Regions from separate parts of the Homo sapiens genome. Here region 1 is linked to region 2. A link is an interaction called in ENCODE POLR2A ChIA-PET data of the cell type or tissue named here. Cell type or tissue: MCF 10A. All regions are shown on one strand. Links, peaks and the distances in the headings refer to the core of each region. The heading gives the core; the rest is flanking DNA.

Region 1 (8,222 bases), core at 1,902-5,901, 110 kb before region 2:
TTCATGGTTTGTGGGGTTTTAATGGCAAGATATTTGTAACCTTTTTGTTAATGTTCTCCTACCTCTTTAACTTGTGGTCCTAAAAACCTTGTTTCCTTCTAATCTTTCATTGGTGTTTGGATTCACATTAGTAACTAAACATATTCACCACCATATTAGGGCACTGGATATTTGCTACACTTGTAAGTGTACACAATATGCGTGTATGTCTGTATTCATACATATTCAGCATAGTGCACACATTTGGAGTCAGGAGACCTGGGTTTAAATGCCAACGGTGGCAGTTTGGAGAAGCGAGGCCTTAGGTGAATTACCCTGACATCTCCAGGTCTCTGTTGTCCCTGCTCTAGAATCGTGATGATAATAATACTTGCCTTAAGGTTGTCCCAAGAAGTTAATGAGATTATGTACATGAGACACTTAGCATGGTGCCCCTGCAGCACATACAGTATTCTTGTCCTTAACGAAAGTTTATTATTTTAATTGATTATCTGTTACCCTTGACAACAAAGGAAAGTAGTGATAAATGCCATATTTAGCCTTGAGTTTCAACATTTTTCTCCTGTAGATTGGTTTGTGTTTCTCACCCTTCTTGTCCCCCCTTCACTCTTTCTTTTCTAGCACCTTCTGCAGCATTTCTTGTTTTACCTTTGGGTGTCATTAGACGTTGTTTACATCATTGTCTGGCGGACCAGTGCTGTTTGCAAAAAGCTCAGGTGCTTCCTCTCCTGCTTACTCTTATTCTCTTCCTTGTCTAGTGACATTGTCTTGAACTTTCTAGCTGGGAAAGACTAAAGGGGATTTGTCACCTGGCAGGGGCCCTCACCAAACTTGTGTCATGCTTGAGAATATTTTGCCTCATTATCGTCAGTAATATCTTCAATGCACACCATTAAGACCAACCTAGGGCTTGAAGAAATGAATATTTAAGGGCATATTTATTGCCTAGATTAGAAAATACAGATTTTAAGTGTTTTCTGCTACTGATAAACTTTGTTCATTCAACAGGTGTTTATTTAGATGTCTACTATGTGCTAGGTGTGCAGGATAAGCAAGACAGACACTATTTGTGCTCTCATGAAGCTTAAAAAGCCTGACATGAATCTTGACATATAGTATCTCCCTGAAATCCAGCTTTAGTTTTACCTTCGATTTCTGTTAGGCTTTGGTCCTTGTTTCTTGTACATCTACTGATTGACTTTCTACAATTCCAACTTAAAATTTATGCTAATAAAAAAGATTTCAAGCTATTGTATTTACAATAGCATCAAAAATACTTAGGAATAGATATAATAAAAGAAGTATAAAACTCATACACTGAAAACTACAAAATATTCTTGAAAGAAGTTAAAGACCTAAGTAAATGGAAAGATATCATATGTTCATAGACTGGAAGACTTATTGTTATCAAGGTGGCACTCTCCATGTTGATCTACAGATTTAATTGCAGTCCCTACCAAAATCCCAGGTATTTTTTTTTTTTTGGCAGAAATCGATAGATTGATGCTAAAAGTCATATGGAAATGCCAGGAAGCCAGAATAGCCAAAACACTTGAAAAAGAACAGAGATGACCGAGCGCGGCGGCTCACGCCTGTAATCCCAGCACTTTGGAAGGCTGAGGCAGGTGGATCACGAGGTCAGGAGATCGAGACCATCCTGGCTAACACGGTGAAACCCCATCTCTACTAACATACAAAAAAAAAAAAAAAAATTAGCTGGGCATGGTGGCAGGTGCCTGTAGTCCCAGCTACTAGGGAGGCTGAGGCAGGAGAATGGCGTGAACCCGGGAGGCGGAGCTTGCAGTGAGCCAAGATTGCGCCACTGCACCCCAGCCTGGGCGACAGAGCGAGACCCCATCTCAAACAAAAAAAAAATAAAAACAAAAAAATAAAAAATAAAAAAACCTAAAACAAAGCTACAATAATCAAGAAAGTATGGTACGAGAATAAGTATGGAGATACAGATCAATGGAATAGAATTGAGAGTCAAGAAATAAACCCTTACATTTATGGTCAGCTGATTGTCAACAAGGGTGCCAAGCCAATTCAGTGGAGAAAGAATAGTCTTCTTAACAGATGATGCTGAGAAAAACAGTATATTCACGTGCAAAAGAATGTAGTTGGACCTCTACTTTACAACATACACATCGAAGACCCGAAAGTATTAAGACCTAAATATAGAAAACTCTTAGAAGAAATTATAGGAATAAATCTTCTTCATGACCATGGATAAGGCAGTGGTTTCTTAGATGTGAAACCAAACCACACGCAACAAAGAACAAATAGATAAACTGGGACCTAGCATTTCTACTCCTGCATATGAACCCAAGAGGAATGAAATTGTCTATCTACAGAAAAGCTTGTACATAAATGTTCATAGGAGAATGATTTATAATAGCCAAAGAGTGGAGACAACTCAGATGTCTATCAACTGGTGGATCAACAAAATGTGATGAATGTTTGCAATGCAGTGTTTTTCAGCCACAAAAAGGAATGAAGTACTCCTGCTGCACCATTGATGAACTTTGCAAACATTGTGCTAACTAAAAGAAGCCAGACACCAAGGGACCGCATATTCAATTCCATTTATAAGAAAGATCCAGAACTGGCAAATCCATTAAGACACAAAGTAGATTTGTAGTTGCAGGGAGCTGGAGAGAGAGGAATGGGGAGAGACTGCTAATGGGTATAGGATCTCTTTTGGGGGTGGTGATCTTCTAACTTATATTGTGGTGATGGTTTCACAACCGTTGAATATACTAAAATCCATTCAGTTCTATTGTTTAAAAGGGTGAATTTTATGGCATGTGAATTGTATCTTAATAAAAAGATTTCACGATCTGTCTGCATTTCTTTACTTGTAGAATGAGGCACTGCTGATTGTGCTCTCTTTTGGCTAATGCAGGGGTCAGCAAATTTCTGTAAAGGGCCAGATAGTAAATCCATTAGGCTTTGCAGGCCATACAGTCTCTCAGCTCTCTTAGTTTTGCCATTGTAGTGCAAAAGCAGCCATAGACAATCTGTAAGTGACTGGGTGTGGTTGTGTTCCAATAAAACTTTATTTATGAATACCGAAATTTCAATTTCACATCGTGTTCATGTGTCACCAAATAGTATTTTCATTGTCTTCTTCAACCATATAAAAATGTAAAAATCACTCTCAGCTCATGGCCTGTAAAAAGCAGGTGGTCAGAAAGATTTGGCCTACAGGCTAGTAGTTTGCCAACCTCTGTGCTGTTGCTACAAAAAGCTTTAAATACATGTTAGCAGCTTCATTAGAGGAGGTATTATTCTTGTCCCTATTTCAAAGATGAAGCAGTTGAGAATTCCAGAGGCTGAGGCAAGTCACCCAGATATTGGCTGCCAGGGCTGGTCCTTGACTCTGTTGAGTTCCAGAACCTGTGCCAAAAAAACACCGTCTTTCTGTCTGACCCATCTGGGTCAGTCAAGGCAGCCCAGCCCCTTCTAGCTGTGCAGGTCACTGCATGCTTCTCCGACTTGGCCTCTGCGCCTGCCTGGTGCCATTCATTATCCTGCATCTTCCATTCATTCTGGAATGCACACTTCCTTCACTCCCTTCTAGTACACTTTTCCATACTGCTGAGCCAATACCCACACTGAGCTGGGGGAAAAACAAATCCACCACCTTGCCTCGCTTTCAGTCTTTCCTCGTGACTCACTCCTTCTGGGAAGGCAATGCCTCGGCCACCTTTTGACCCTAAATCCAGCTGGAACTGAGTTCGCCTTGCTGGCTGCTGGGCTCTGCCTTGATCATCTGTCTTTCGGGAGGCAGATTGGCTGTGCATCATTTCAACCGTCTGCAGTGACAAGTTTTTTAGAGCCTCTTTGTTTCATTTAGTACCCAGGCCTTGGTTAGGACCTTAAAGGAAGTTAAAACCCCAGTGGCACCTTTTATTTAGGGATCGCTGGCTCGCTTGGCCTCAGTCTTCTACTCGCCTTTCCCACGTCCACCTGACATCCTGGGACAGTTGGCAGACCTTCCCTCCATGGCTCAGGTGGGCAGGAGGCAGAGTCAGCAGGGGTGTTAAGTCACTTCTACATCTCTGCGTGGCCGTCATCGCTGCTATTCTGCACATGTGTTGCCACTGGGGAAAATGGGACACTATATAGAGGGTGTCTTCTCCCACCACACTCTGTGGGGGTGGGAGAACCCACACCAAACGATCATCATGTTGGATTTGCATCATGGCACATTGAGAATGTGTTCAGTGGGACTGTGGATACTATGGAACCTTTCCCACAGAGTCCTTTGTAATGCCTCTGCTAGGATCCAGTTCATTGCTCAAACACCCATACATTTTTGCCCTTTATATGCGAGGATTTTATTCTGAAAGCTGTGTTATCTGTGCTGCTTTTCCAAGACAGAGCAACAACTACCAAAAAAAAAAAAAAAAAAGAGACATGGTTTAGAAGTGTTTAAGTGATAAATGCAAGCTCTTTATTTATGACTCATAATGTGGTTAAGAGTCCTTCGACTTTAGTACAGTCTCCATTCCTAGTAGTTTGGACTGTGTGAAGTGCTAAAATTCCGATTCTGTGCAAAAATGATCCTGCCAGTTGCTGACTAGGGTGACTGGGGTGTGGAGGTGAAGACATAGACCCTCTGAGCATTTGGGTAGGGGATGCGTAGGGTAAGCGAATTGCATTGTTCTGCAATTCGTGGGTCACAAGTAAATTATTGAGAGTTCAGAAACTTCTTCTTTGGCCTAAAATATTTAAAAAGTACTCCTTGTAGGGTGTCTTTGGTTATAAGTAACAGAGGGAATTTTTAGGGATGATTTAGAGTGGGATCATGGAACCCATGGTGAAATTGAAAACTGGAATCCTTCAGGACATGAGGCACCTTCTCTCTGTGTCACTCTTCTTGTGTCTCGTTGTGTTTTGACTGTGCTTTATTTTGCTCTCCCTCCCTGCAGACTACCTCAAGGCAACTGTTAGTCTGCAAATGGCCTCTCAGGACTGCCCCCAAGGGTCACCCTTGATCTCTAAGGCTTTCAGAATTCTGTCATATTATTCTGTCTGAATACTTAGTGTTCTTGTTAGGAGCCTTGGTGTTGTAGGTAGCTAACAGGCAAGCCAGGGTGGAGGGCACGGGGAGGCGTTGTGTGTATTAGAAGGATCTTGGGATATCTTTAGGACTCTGGGATGCCGCCATATCTCAGAGTGGGGCAGAACCAGGAATGGGAATCACCAGGAGCCTGAACAGAGTTCTCTAATTTCTCATCCCTGTTTCTTTCTCTTCTTTTGAGACAGAGTCTCCCTCTGTCACCCAGTCTGGAGTGTAGTGGTGCGACTGCAGCTTACTGCAGCCTTCACCTCCCAGGCTCAAAGATCCTACCTCAGCCTCCCAAGTAGCTGGGACCACAGGTGCACGCCACCACGTCCAAGCTAACATTTTGTGTTTTTGTTGTTGTTGTTGTTGTTGTTGTTAGAGATGGGTTTTTGTCATATTGCTCAGGCTGGTCTCGAACTCCTGGCCTCAAGTGATCCACCTGCCTTGGCCTCCCAAAGTGCTAGGATTCCAGGCATGAGCCACTGTGCCTGGCCTCATCCCTGTTTCTCGCTGCATATCTCTGCTTTGCCACTGGCTCTCAGCAGACTCGCCCCTCTGCTTCTCAGGCCATGACCTGCTTGCCATGAATTCTGAGTGGACCTATTAAGTTCTCCTCCAGTGAAATAACATCTTACCTGAAGGTCAGGTTCTGAAGTTAGCATATGAGATGAAAATTGCTTATGGTTAAAATATCCTTTCAGAGCCTTGGAAGTCACCAGTAAGCAGGGCCAGATGCACCTGGTTTGTGGGGCATGTGGGATCAAAGACCCACTAAAGGAACACAGGATTTTCAGCTCCTTTTGCTCCCGGGCATTTGCTCATCATTTGCACTATTACTAAATGCTCTTCCCTTCCCTGCTCCTTCTCCAAGCATTGGTACATGTCTTTGTGCTAGTTAAGCTTGAGTACATTGTGATTTCACTAGATCACACTCCCAATTTCAAGTTCAGTGTGAAGAATATAGAGGTTCTGGTTGGTCTAGCCTTGGCCACGTATGTGTCCCTCATAGGTCAGCTCTGGCTTAGAGTGGCTGGTTACATTCAGGAAATGCTCATACTTTTAAATTAAATTTGCAAAAATAAGAGAGAGTCTTGGAACAAATAATGAGAATGAGACCTAGAAAAGTGACAGTTGGAATATGGTCCCTGGCTGTGGTGAGCCCTTAAATAGAGTGTTTTCCAGGGTCTGCATAGAGTCACCTGTGGACTACTGTTGAAATGCAGATTTCTCAACCCCATCCAACCCCACTCTGGCTCTGTCCCATCTTCTAGAGGTTGAGCCAAAGATCTGCATTTTCAAGTAAGCAAACCAGATGAATCTTATCCACACTAAAGTTTAATTACTGCTTATAAGAGGAAGATATTGGGCTGTTTTAACTACATTTGGAGTAAAGCTTTTTAATTCTAGTGAGAAGTGGAGTTGACCTTTGAACTGGGGGTGTCTACTCATACGTGGATTTTTTTTCGACCACATGCAGAGTGAAAACTCAGTGTTGGTGAATGGGAAACCAGTGTATAGGGAGAGCCTTAGGGTTTTTTGTTGTTGTTGTTGTTGTTGTTTTTGACAGAGTTTTTGCCTAGGCTGGAGTGCAATGGCGTGATCTCCACTCACTGCAACCTCCACCCCCCCAGGTCCAAGCGATTCTCCTGCCTTGGCCTCCTGAGTAGCTGGGATTACAGGCGTACGCCACCACACCTGGCTAATTTTGTATTTTTAGTAGAGACAGGGTTTCACTGTGTTGGCCAGGCTGGTCTCGAACTCCTGACCTCAGGTCATCCGCCTGCCTTGGCCTCCCAAATTGCTGAGATTACAGGCGTTTGCCACCGCGCACAGCTGCCTTTGAGGGTTTTGCAGGGCTGACTGCAGGACTTGAGTATGCACGGATTTTGGTCTACTTACGGGTTCTGAACCAGTCCCCCAATATACAGACGGACAACTGTGATTATGCTCCTTCTCTTTTTTGAACAATTGGGCTTCCCGTGACACCAAGGCTTAGGGCTTTTTCTGTATTCATTTTGGGTTACAATCACCTTAAACCCATTTTTGAGGAAGGTGGATTCCAAAGAAATGTTGAGTTCTGTTATTTTTCCTTGTATTTCTTGTAGCTCTCTGGAGGATTGCATCATAATGGCTGAAGACTTTAATTATTCATTCAACAAAAGAATAAGATGGAGACTAAAATTTGTCTGGAGGATGTTTTGCATGTCATCCCAATCTTTGCTATTGCCCCCTTTAAAACACCCGAAAAATAATTCTGCAGAATTAAAGAGTGAGGGGAAGGATTTGAAATTGTTCACAGAACAATAATGGGGTTGGGGACGCCAATTTTCCACACAGTCGAAAATCTGGGTGTAACTTATGATTCCCCAAAACATAACTACCAGAGCTTACTGTAGAACAGAAGCTTTCCTGGTAACATAAACAGTCAATTAACACATATTTTGTATGTTCCATATATAATATATTGCTGTATTCTGACAATAAAGTAAGCTAGAGGAAATGAAATGTTATTAAGAATATCATAAGGAAGACAAAATATATTTACTCTTCATTAAGTGGAAATGACTCATCATCGTTCTTTACATTGAGTAGGCTGAGAAGGTGGAGGAAAGGGAGGGGTTGGTCTTGCTTGTGCAGGGCTGGCAGGGGTGGAAGAAAATCCTCTCATAAGTGGGCCTGTGCACTTCCAACCCAGGTTGTTCAAGGCTCAACTGTACATACCATGATAATGCATCTTGCCTAATTAACAGTTGTGAAATGTTGGAGTTATGTGGTATTTTTATTTCATATTAAGAAAGTCAAAAATATTTTTGTAGCAGTTGAGTTCTCACTGGCCGCTGCAGAAGTATTTGTTAAAACTTGTATGGTAACTTTACCTTCTGGTAGATTCTAAACTCTTTCTTTCTGATTGCAGGAGCAAGATGTATCAACCAGGGTCCTATGCTTTGATTTGGAATGTTTGAATATGACTCATGTTTATTTCCTTCAAGGATGAAGTGTGTATACCTCAGTAGATCCTGTCCCCCGCCTCGCCTCCTGAAAATGTATGCTTAAAAACAAATTATGAAGTTATTGCTAGATATGTGGTTGGAGTGGCCAGTGTAAACTTAGTTGTTGCTTACGGCACTTTCTGTTCTCTGTGGAACAG
Region 2 (8,222 bases), core at 1,780-5,779:
GGATTACAGGCATGTACCACCATGCCCGGCTAATTTTTGTATTTTTAGTAGAGATGGGGTTTCACCATGTTGGTCAGGCTGGTCTCGAACTCTTGACCTTGTGATCTGCCTGTCTTGGCCTTCCAAAGTGCTGGGATTACAGGCGTGAGCCACCGCGCCTGGCTGCATCTGATGTTTTAAGAGACAGTGCAAGAAGGGGAACTATTTTAGAAGGACTTCCCAAGAAGGTAATTTTTAAGTGAAGTGTTGGAGGATGAGAGGAAGAACACCATGCATAGAATTGAGAAAGAGCCTTTTAGGCAGAGGAGACCTTGAGGTGGGATGAGCGTGTGTGGAAGGGATGGAAAAACTCTAGCACTTTCCCTGTTAAGTTTCCATTTTTCCTTCATATAGCCACAGTAACCCTCCCTTTATCAGAAACCACATTTAGTTGGCTCAGCTGGGTTCATCTCTACTTATCCTGTGCATTCATTCCACTTGGGTCGTCTTGTAGAAGACTTCTCCTCTTTGCCTAATACTAAATCTTTTGAATAGTCTCCCCTGAATTCTTTGAGGGCAGTGACTATATACCATACGTTTCCATGGTCCTTCCTGACATCTTCGCAAGGAGAGACTCCCATCTAACAAGAGTTTACAGATTGTTTGGTGATTTACTGGGGCTGCATATTTAGGAAAATAGCTTACCATTAGCCAGGAGTTGAGCTTATAGTGTTAATTCCCTCCCCTGACTCCTTTGCCTGATTCTTTCAATGTTCATAGGATCTTTTCAATCCTCAGACCTACCTGCATTTCCAGAGTGCCCTGTTTTCTAGCTCTTAGGTCAAGAGGTATCACCATCAAGTTAATATCCTCTTTCAACATCTCATAGGATCAGAGCTGGCATGATGAGAGGCTCATGCATTGAGCTGATGCTAGGGTATTTTCAGTCCTGGGCAGAGACCTGGATGAGCCAGCATGTTAGTCAAACCCAGCTGGCCTGCAGACTGTGGTCTTAAACAGGCCACACTATTGATTGATGTGGTTCAGCTATACGTGGGTGAGTGTACATGGTTGGGATCCTGGAAATTTGCAAGAGTTTGAATAAGCTCAATTTAATGGCCCTTCATGTTGGATGAATGTCATGGTAGAGAAAGAAATGAGGGCAAATGTTGAGGTATTCATAGATACTCATAAATCTCATGTCTTTTTCAGTTCTTTTTTTTTTTTAAGTGGTTTGATTGCCTTGACCAAATGAAATCTTACTCAGAGCCCCCCCACCTTTAAAATAAACAAAAGTTGAGTTATTATGGTTGAGTAAGGGCATGAGTTCAAAGCTTCTCCTTGTTTTTTTCATTCAGCAGATACTTATTAAGCATTTATTTTGCCAGGGACTCTGCCAGGAGCTGAGGAGACGGTTATACACCAGGAAGTTGAGGGAGTTCCAGCTCTGAGAAGTTGGTCTCCCCTCCCCACCCTCCACACTGCAGTGGCCCCTTGGAATGGATTTGGAAACCAGAGTCTGTATTAAGAACAGTAAAATGGCTGGGTGTGGTGGCTCACACCTGTAATTCCAGCACTTTGGGAGGCCAAGGCGGGTGGATCACTTGAGGTCAGGAGTTCGAGACCAGCTGGGCCAACATAGTAAAATCCTGTCTCTACTAAAAATACAACAACAACAAATAATTAGCCGGGTGTGGTGGCACATGCCTGTAATCCCAGCTACGCAGGAGGCTGAGACAGGAGAATTGCTTGAACCTGGGAGGTGAATGCTACAGTGAGCCGAGATTGTGCCACTGCACTCCAGCCTGGGCAGCACAGTGAGACCCTGTCTCATACAAAACAAAACAAAACAAAACGAAACAAAAAAAAACAGGAAAATGAAGACACCTTGTAGATTATTGTCTGACACTTGCAAGTTAGTAGATTTCCAGTATATGAATACAAATTCAAGATAGTGCTTTTTTTCTTTTTCTGAGTAAACACTGAGAGTATGGCAACTGCCATACACATTTCCCTCTTCCTAGAAAAAGCTTTCCCTGTTCTTGATCACTCCTTACCTCTTACAGTTGGCTTGTGACTTCCTCCCACCCCAGGCTGGACGTTGTTTCATGAAAGTGTTTGGCTTCTCCAATGGGAACATTGGATTCTTGAAGGCCAGGGCTGTGTCCTCCACTTTTGCTGACAGAAGCCAGCCCAGCATAGGCAGCAGTTGCTGGATGAATTCTGAGGACCACTTCTTCAGCTCGGCAGTGACACCAACCTTGTTTTGGTGGTTTTCCTATGATGGCTTGGAAATTAGTGGCAAAATTGGAGTGCGGATTTTTGTGGGTTTTTAAAAACCTTCTGACAGTTTTGGGTTTGATTAATACACCTCTGGAAGTTAGCTGCATTTTATGATTCTTAGGCATGGTGGTCCCCAGTGTTCTTACAGAACCACCTAATTTCCATGGTGTGGTGTGGTGGAAATATCACAAATTTAGAGTCAGGAGAACCAGACATGGAATCCTCTTTACCTGGCTGTGGGCACTGGGCAAAGCACTTGTTTCCTCATTGGTAACATTGCAAGGTTATGGTGGGGATTACAAATGAGATAGGGAAGGCGCCCTACCCAGTGCTTGCAACATCGCCAGAGCTTGCAAAAGATGGACATTATCCTAATTATGACTTGAAAGCCCAAATTGGGATTTATGATCTTCCCTGTTTGACTGCAGAGGAGGTGATGCCTCTGTTTGCCTGGTCGCCAAAATCATTGTCCCTTCCTTCTTGCTGCTGGTGAGACTATGGTTAAAGGACCATCCTTCAGCGCAGTTCTTTGTTACTTATTGAAAAAGGTTGGCATTCTGGCAGAAATGTTAGCATTAGAAATGTTTCTAAGCCAGGCCTGACAGCTTGGGCCTATAATCCAGCGACTTGGGAGGCTGAGGCGGGAAGACCACTTGAAGCCAAGAATTCCAGATAAACCTGGGCAGCATAAGGAGACCTTGTCTCTAAAAAATAAATATGTACATAAAATAAGTAAGAAATAAAAATAGAAATATATTTCTGCTGGTGCATCTTTATGGACTTGCGGGTATATTTAGGGCCATTCATGAAATCATGTGACCTAAGACAAGCTGATTAAATACAACTGAAGATGTCTCAGGCTCAGCTAGATCACACATAGAATGGGCGGGGCGGCGGGGGAGCATAATAGCACTTCCCTGCCAGGGTTGCTGAAGGGCTCAGTGAGGTGGGAGATACAGTGTGCCTGGGATGCAGATAACGTGACTGAGAAATCCACACAGGCCAGCCTGGGAGGCCCCTGTGTTGGCCCCATGGCCAGCTACCTCTCTAATTCTGGTTCTATGGCCTATGATTCTTTGTCAGGTCTGCTTTGTACCCCTGGTAGAACCATGTCTGAGCATGCCAGCCAGCAGGGGGATGCTCTTTGTGTGAGGAGAAGCTGGTCTAATCCCGGATATCCTATAAAGTTGAGCAGTTTGCGAGGGGAGACAGAGGACACGCCTTTAGGACTAATGTGTTTTTCCTTGGCAGAAGTCCAAGGTGAACCTCTGTCTTTGCCAAAGGAACACCGCTTCAGGGCCTGTGACTAGGATGTTCTGAGTGGCTGGGTTGGTCTTGGGAGTGGGAGCCTGGAGCCTTCTCACTTTGGATGCACGCTTGGTCTTGCTCTGCGATGCGCTTGGCAAGTTGCCACAATTCTTATGTCTCTCTCTGCTTCCTCATCTGTGAAATGGGCTTAATAGCACCTAGGGAAGGAAGAACTTGTAGGTGCTGTGTGGATTCATAAATTCACCCTCAGTGAGAGCTTTGAAGATGTGAAATTGTCTCTGGGGACTTGGAGGTGTTCTAAACCTGTTGAACCAGAGACATTGGCATCTTACTGGGTTGCCTGTAGCAGCTGGAGAGTTGGAGGCCTCAGATATTGGGCTGGGTGTTGGGCTTCAGGCAGCTCTTTCCTGGCTCCTGAATGAGTTTTAGTTTTCTCCAAGGAAATCTTGACTTGTCTTAGCTTACACATGGGGGTTTGTATTGGAGTTTTGGTTTGTGTTTTCTCCATATGAAAGAAGGGGTGTGTGAGTGTGTGTGTGTGTGCGCGCTTGTGTGTGTGTGTACCCAGAAATGGTAGGTAACTCTTACTGAGATGAAAGAATTTCAAGGCTTACACAGCCAAGAGAGAGGGCATTCACCCCTTTTTTTCTTCCATTGGTTAAGTTTGTCCCCTAGATCCTTCTCTGAAGTGTGGGAGCTGTACAGCACTACCAGTGAGTTCCTTCTCTGTTTAATTGGAAGGACTTGTTGCAGCTTGGGCGATTATTCTTTTTGGCTTTCTTTTCGATTATTTCCCCACACTTCAGATTCATTTGAAACAAGTTTTCAGCCTTGTTCAGGTGGAAACCTGTTTTCAGTTGTGGGCTCTCCTGACCTCACTGGAAGGGTGAGAAGAGAGGTGAGGACGTGGGGGAGGGACCCCATGCCCTCACTGCTCAAAGTGTGGTCCTCAAACGAGCAGCCGCGGCATCACCTGAGTTCTTATTAGAAATGCAGGGTCTCAGGCCCCACCCCAGACCGACTGAATCAGTCTTTTGCCAAGATGGCCAGGTGATTCACGTGCATTTAGGTTTAAGGAGCACTAGAACATTTTGGATTGTATGTAGTTTTTCTAATAGGAGTGAAAAGGGGGAGGGTTGTTGGTTGAGAAGTTCGTGTTTATGCTGATGCTGTTGCATGCTTCTCTCTTCTGAAGTGCCTGCATTATCACTCCCCTTGACTTCTAACTTCCTTACGTGTTGTCCTTGACTTGTGTTAGAAAGCTGTGAAGTGTGACTGAAACTAGCGGGTGAGTTAATGTTTCCTGTTCCACATCACACCATTAAGATGTCGCAGTGCTTGAAAGTAAAAGATGTTCAGCATCCCAATTGCGGGGTGACTGCAGACTGTCTTAAAAAGTTGGGCTGGGTTGTTTGAAAATTTCAAAAGGAAGCATCTCCTAAAATGATAAAATAGGAAACCAAGGCCACGTCAAGAGGGGATCAAATTATGACTTGCCTTCTGAGCTTTTCACATGGAGGTGCTCCATCAGCAGTTCAGAGGCAGCTGGGAGGCTAATCATAGGAGGGCCAACACTGGTCTGTTTTTGTTTAAGAGAATTATGGTAGGTGGTGATGGTTTTAAGAGTAAGTCAGCCATTCTGAGAGAAGGTTTGGGCAGTGGCTTGGTGACATCATCCCACTTGGATGAAAGAAGAGTCAAGCCAGCCTTTCTTTGGTCAGGAGGTCCTGAGACCAGCGGCCCCTCTGTTTCTAGTGTGAACCATTCACTACGCAGGTGTCTCTGTCCTGAGTCGGCTGGGTTCTGATGTTTGCATATTGTGGTTATCCTAAAATAGGATGCCCTGCCATTTATTGTCCTACGCTGGGGAGATGGCCCTCACACAATTTATGCTTCTTTGAAAAAAATGTCAAATTATATAAATTCAAGATTATTTAGGAAACACAAGCGATTTTGGTGTTCTTATTGAATAAAAAGATAACTAGATTGTTCTAGCACAGAAAAAATATTGAAACCATGTGCAACTTTATTCTTTTTTTCTGAAATTACGAACAGGGCATACATTTACCTGAGGGTAGAGGATGACATCGCCTAGCTAAATTCACCTTTAATGTGTTTAATTTTTTTTATCCTGATGTCAGAATCAAGGAAAATGATATTTATTCACTTTCCCCTGTAGTTTCTTTCTTGCTTTGCGCATTCTTACTTGGTTTTTCCCAAAGAATTTGTCGCTCAGGTCTCTGCTTCAGGAAACACCTAACTCTGGGAATGATGGTGACAGATTTTGCTTTGCTGTGTCTGTCCCTTGCAGTCCAGTAGCATCCTTGGGGACATGGGCATTTCTAGTCTCATCTCAACGCTATCCTAGGGTGAGGCTTTGTGGCGTTCTGACATTATAGAGCTTGAGAGGAATGTAAAAAAACTTGTAGTCCGTGATTTCATTCACTGGGCATAGGGCTCACCAGACATGGGTTAAGACAGGAGGTAGAACTCACATGGTAGCCTGGGCAACATAGCAAGACTCTGTCTCTACCAAAAAATTAGCCGGGCATGGTGGCAGGTACATGTAGTCCTAGGTACTAAGGAGGCTTAGGTGAGAGAATTGCTTGAGCCCAGGAGTTCAAGGCTACAGTGAGCCTTGATTGCTTCATTGCATTGCGGCCTGGGTGACAGAGTGAGACCCTGTCTCAAAAAAAAAAAGAAAAAAAAGGATAGAAACTCAGATGCTTAAGGTCAGGCAGGAAAAGCGACTTTATTCATAATCCTTTTGCTTGCTTTGCTGATCCACTTGGGCAGGGTCTGGTTGTTTTACATACATATATGTAGAATGTGTGACTATGTTTGTGTATATGTTTATAGGTGCGTGTATCTGTATGTGTTTATGTGTATGCATAGAATTTTTTTCACCATTTTAAGGAGTCCCATGATAGGAACATTTGGGATGCACAGACTTCATCTTCTACACAGCTGAGGACACTGATGCTCAGAGAGGTGAAGTGGCCCCTGTAGCATCCTGATGGAATTAGAAATCATGCCACCTTCCTGCTACTTGCCCTAATATTAGTCTCATCACCTTCCATGTCACTCTTTGTGTGGCTAGACCATTGCTTGTCAAACTCCACACCCTCATTTTTGCCTCCTCTTTATACATTTGTAGTATAATATACCTAATATTTTTCCTGTAAATTGCTTTTTAAGTTTTCATCATTAGTTATTTTAACATTTTTCATAAGAGGAAACTTCAGAATTTGGCTGTAAATGGAAAACTAATATGATGGTGGGCCAGAAAAGAAAGAACACTATAAAAATAAATACCTGGTCGGGCGCAGTGGCTCCCAACACTTTGGGAGGCCAAGGTGGGCAGATCTCAGGAGTTCGAGACCAGCCTGGCCAACATGGTGAAACCCCGTCTCTACTAAAATTACAAAAATTAGCTGGGGGTGTGGTGGCGGGCGCCTGTAATCCCAGCTACTCAGGAGGCTGAGGCACGAGAATCACTTGAACCTGGGAGGCGGAGGTTGCAGCGAGCCGAGATCACGCCTCTGCACTCTAGCCTGGGCGACAAGAGCAAGACTCTGTCTCAAAATAATAATAATAATAAAAAAAAATACCTAGCTCCTAAAATGTGTGTGTGTGCATATATGTATGTGTATGTACATGTATGTGTATATGCTCATCCATTTGCCACCTAAAACCATCCCACTTACCACCCGGGGTACTTGCAGCACACTTTGGGAAATGCTGAGTTAGACTAGAAACCTCCAAATCAGTTTGCAAATGATGTGGTGAATGGAGAGACGAGTCTCTAAATGTCATTGCCCTTGGTGCACTGATGGTTGAGTCTAAGAATGTTCATGGAGATCCAGTTTCTTTCTTACCTGTTGAGAGCAGGTGTTAGGTATGGCCTTGAGTCAGACCAGCACAGTTTTACCCATGGCCTACAGCTTCTGTAAACATCTACTTTTTTTTTTTCTTTGTAGTTCTTCTACAAAGATTAGAGGCTGTTATTGGGAATATTGTTTTTCTTTCATTCCCCTTATGTGTCACTAACTTCTAATTCTTAAATTCTTAAGATATATAACCTTTCAAAAATATATAACTGATTGAATAGATGCTGTGTTTTCTTTTTCCTTCCCTCCCCTCCCCTCCCTTTTTTTTTTTTTTTTTTTTTTTTTTTTTGAGATGGAGTCTCCCTCTGTCACCCAGGCTGGAGTGCAGTAGTGCAATCACAGCTCACTGCAACCTCTTCCTCCCAGTTTAAAGTGATTCTTCTGCCTCAGCCTCCTGCTAGCTGGGATTACAGGTGCCTACCACCATACCTGGCAAATTTCTTGTATTTTTAGTAGAGATGGGGTTTCACCATGTTGGTCAGGCTGGTCTTGAACTCCTGACCTCAGGTGATTCACCCACCTTGGCCTCCTAAAGAGCTGGGATTAATAGGTGTGAGCCACTGCACCCGGCTTTTTTTTTTTTTTTTTGAGACCGGTCTTTCATATATTGCAGAGGTTGGTCTGGAACTCCTGGCCTCACCCTCCTGAGTATCTGGTATTATAAGTATAAGCCACCATGCCTGGCAGATGCTTTCGTAATTTTTGTGATAGTGACAGTGATATTGTGATTTCTTAATTCTTGCGATAGTGACAGTGGTATTGGTCTCAAATGGCTAACTGGACAAAATATTGTTGCCTCAA

What was found. ChIA-PET counts read pairs that join two places held together with the same protein. Peaks named below come from ENCODE experiments on the same cell type or tissue, not always from the same donor. Only the 100,000 strongest peaks of a DNase experiment are listed, where the experiment ranks them.
Region 1: POLR2A ChIA-PET joins it to region 2 with 6 read pairs; 3 of 35 experiments call an interaction of 5 or more read pairs at or near these places.

The regions. Positions count from the first base shown.
Region 1 is chr3:71,532,769-71,540,990 of GRCh38, reverse strand. All of the region lies in intron 2 of FOXP1 (forkhead box P1), which reads left to right. Among named protein-coding and RNA genes, the nearest start is that of MIR1284, 5.2 kb to the left of the region's middle. In MCF 10A, for the core only: no CTCF peak of the experiment used is centred there; DNase peaks (open chromatin) are centred at 3,650 and 4,500.
Region 2 is chr3:71,418,723-71,426,944 of GRCh38, reverse strand. The region is part of intron 3 of FOXP1 (forkhead box P1); the gene reads left to right. Among named protein-coding and RNA genes, the nearest start is that of MIR1284, 120 kb to the left of the region's middle. RefSeq lists an enhancer at 4,896-4,945. In MCF 10A, for the core only: no CTCF peak of the experiment used is centred there; a DNase peak (open chromatin) is centred at 3,524.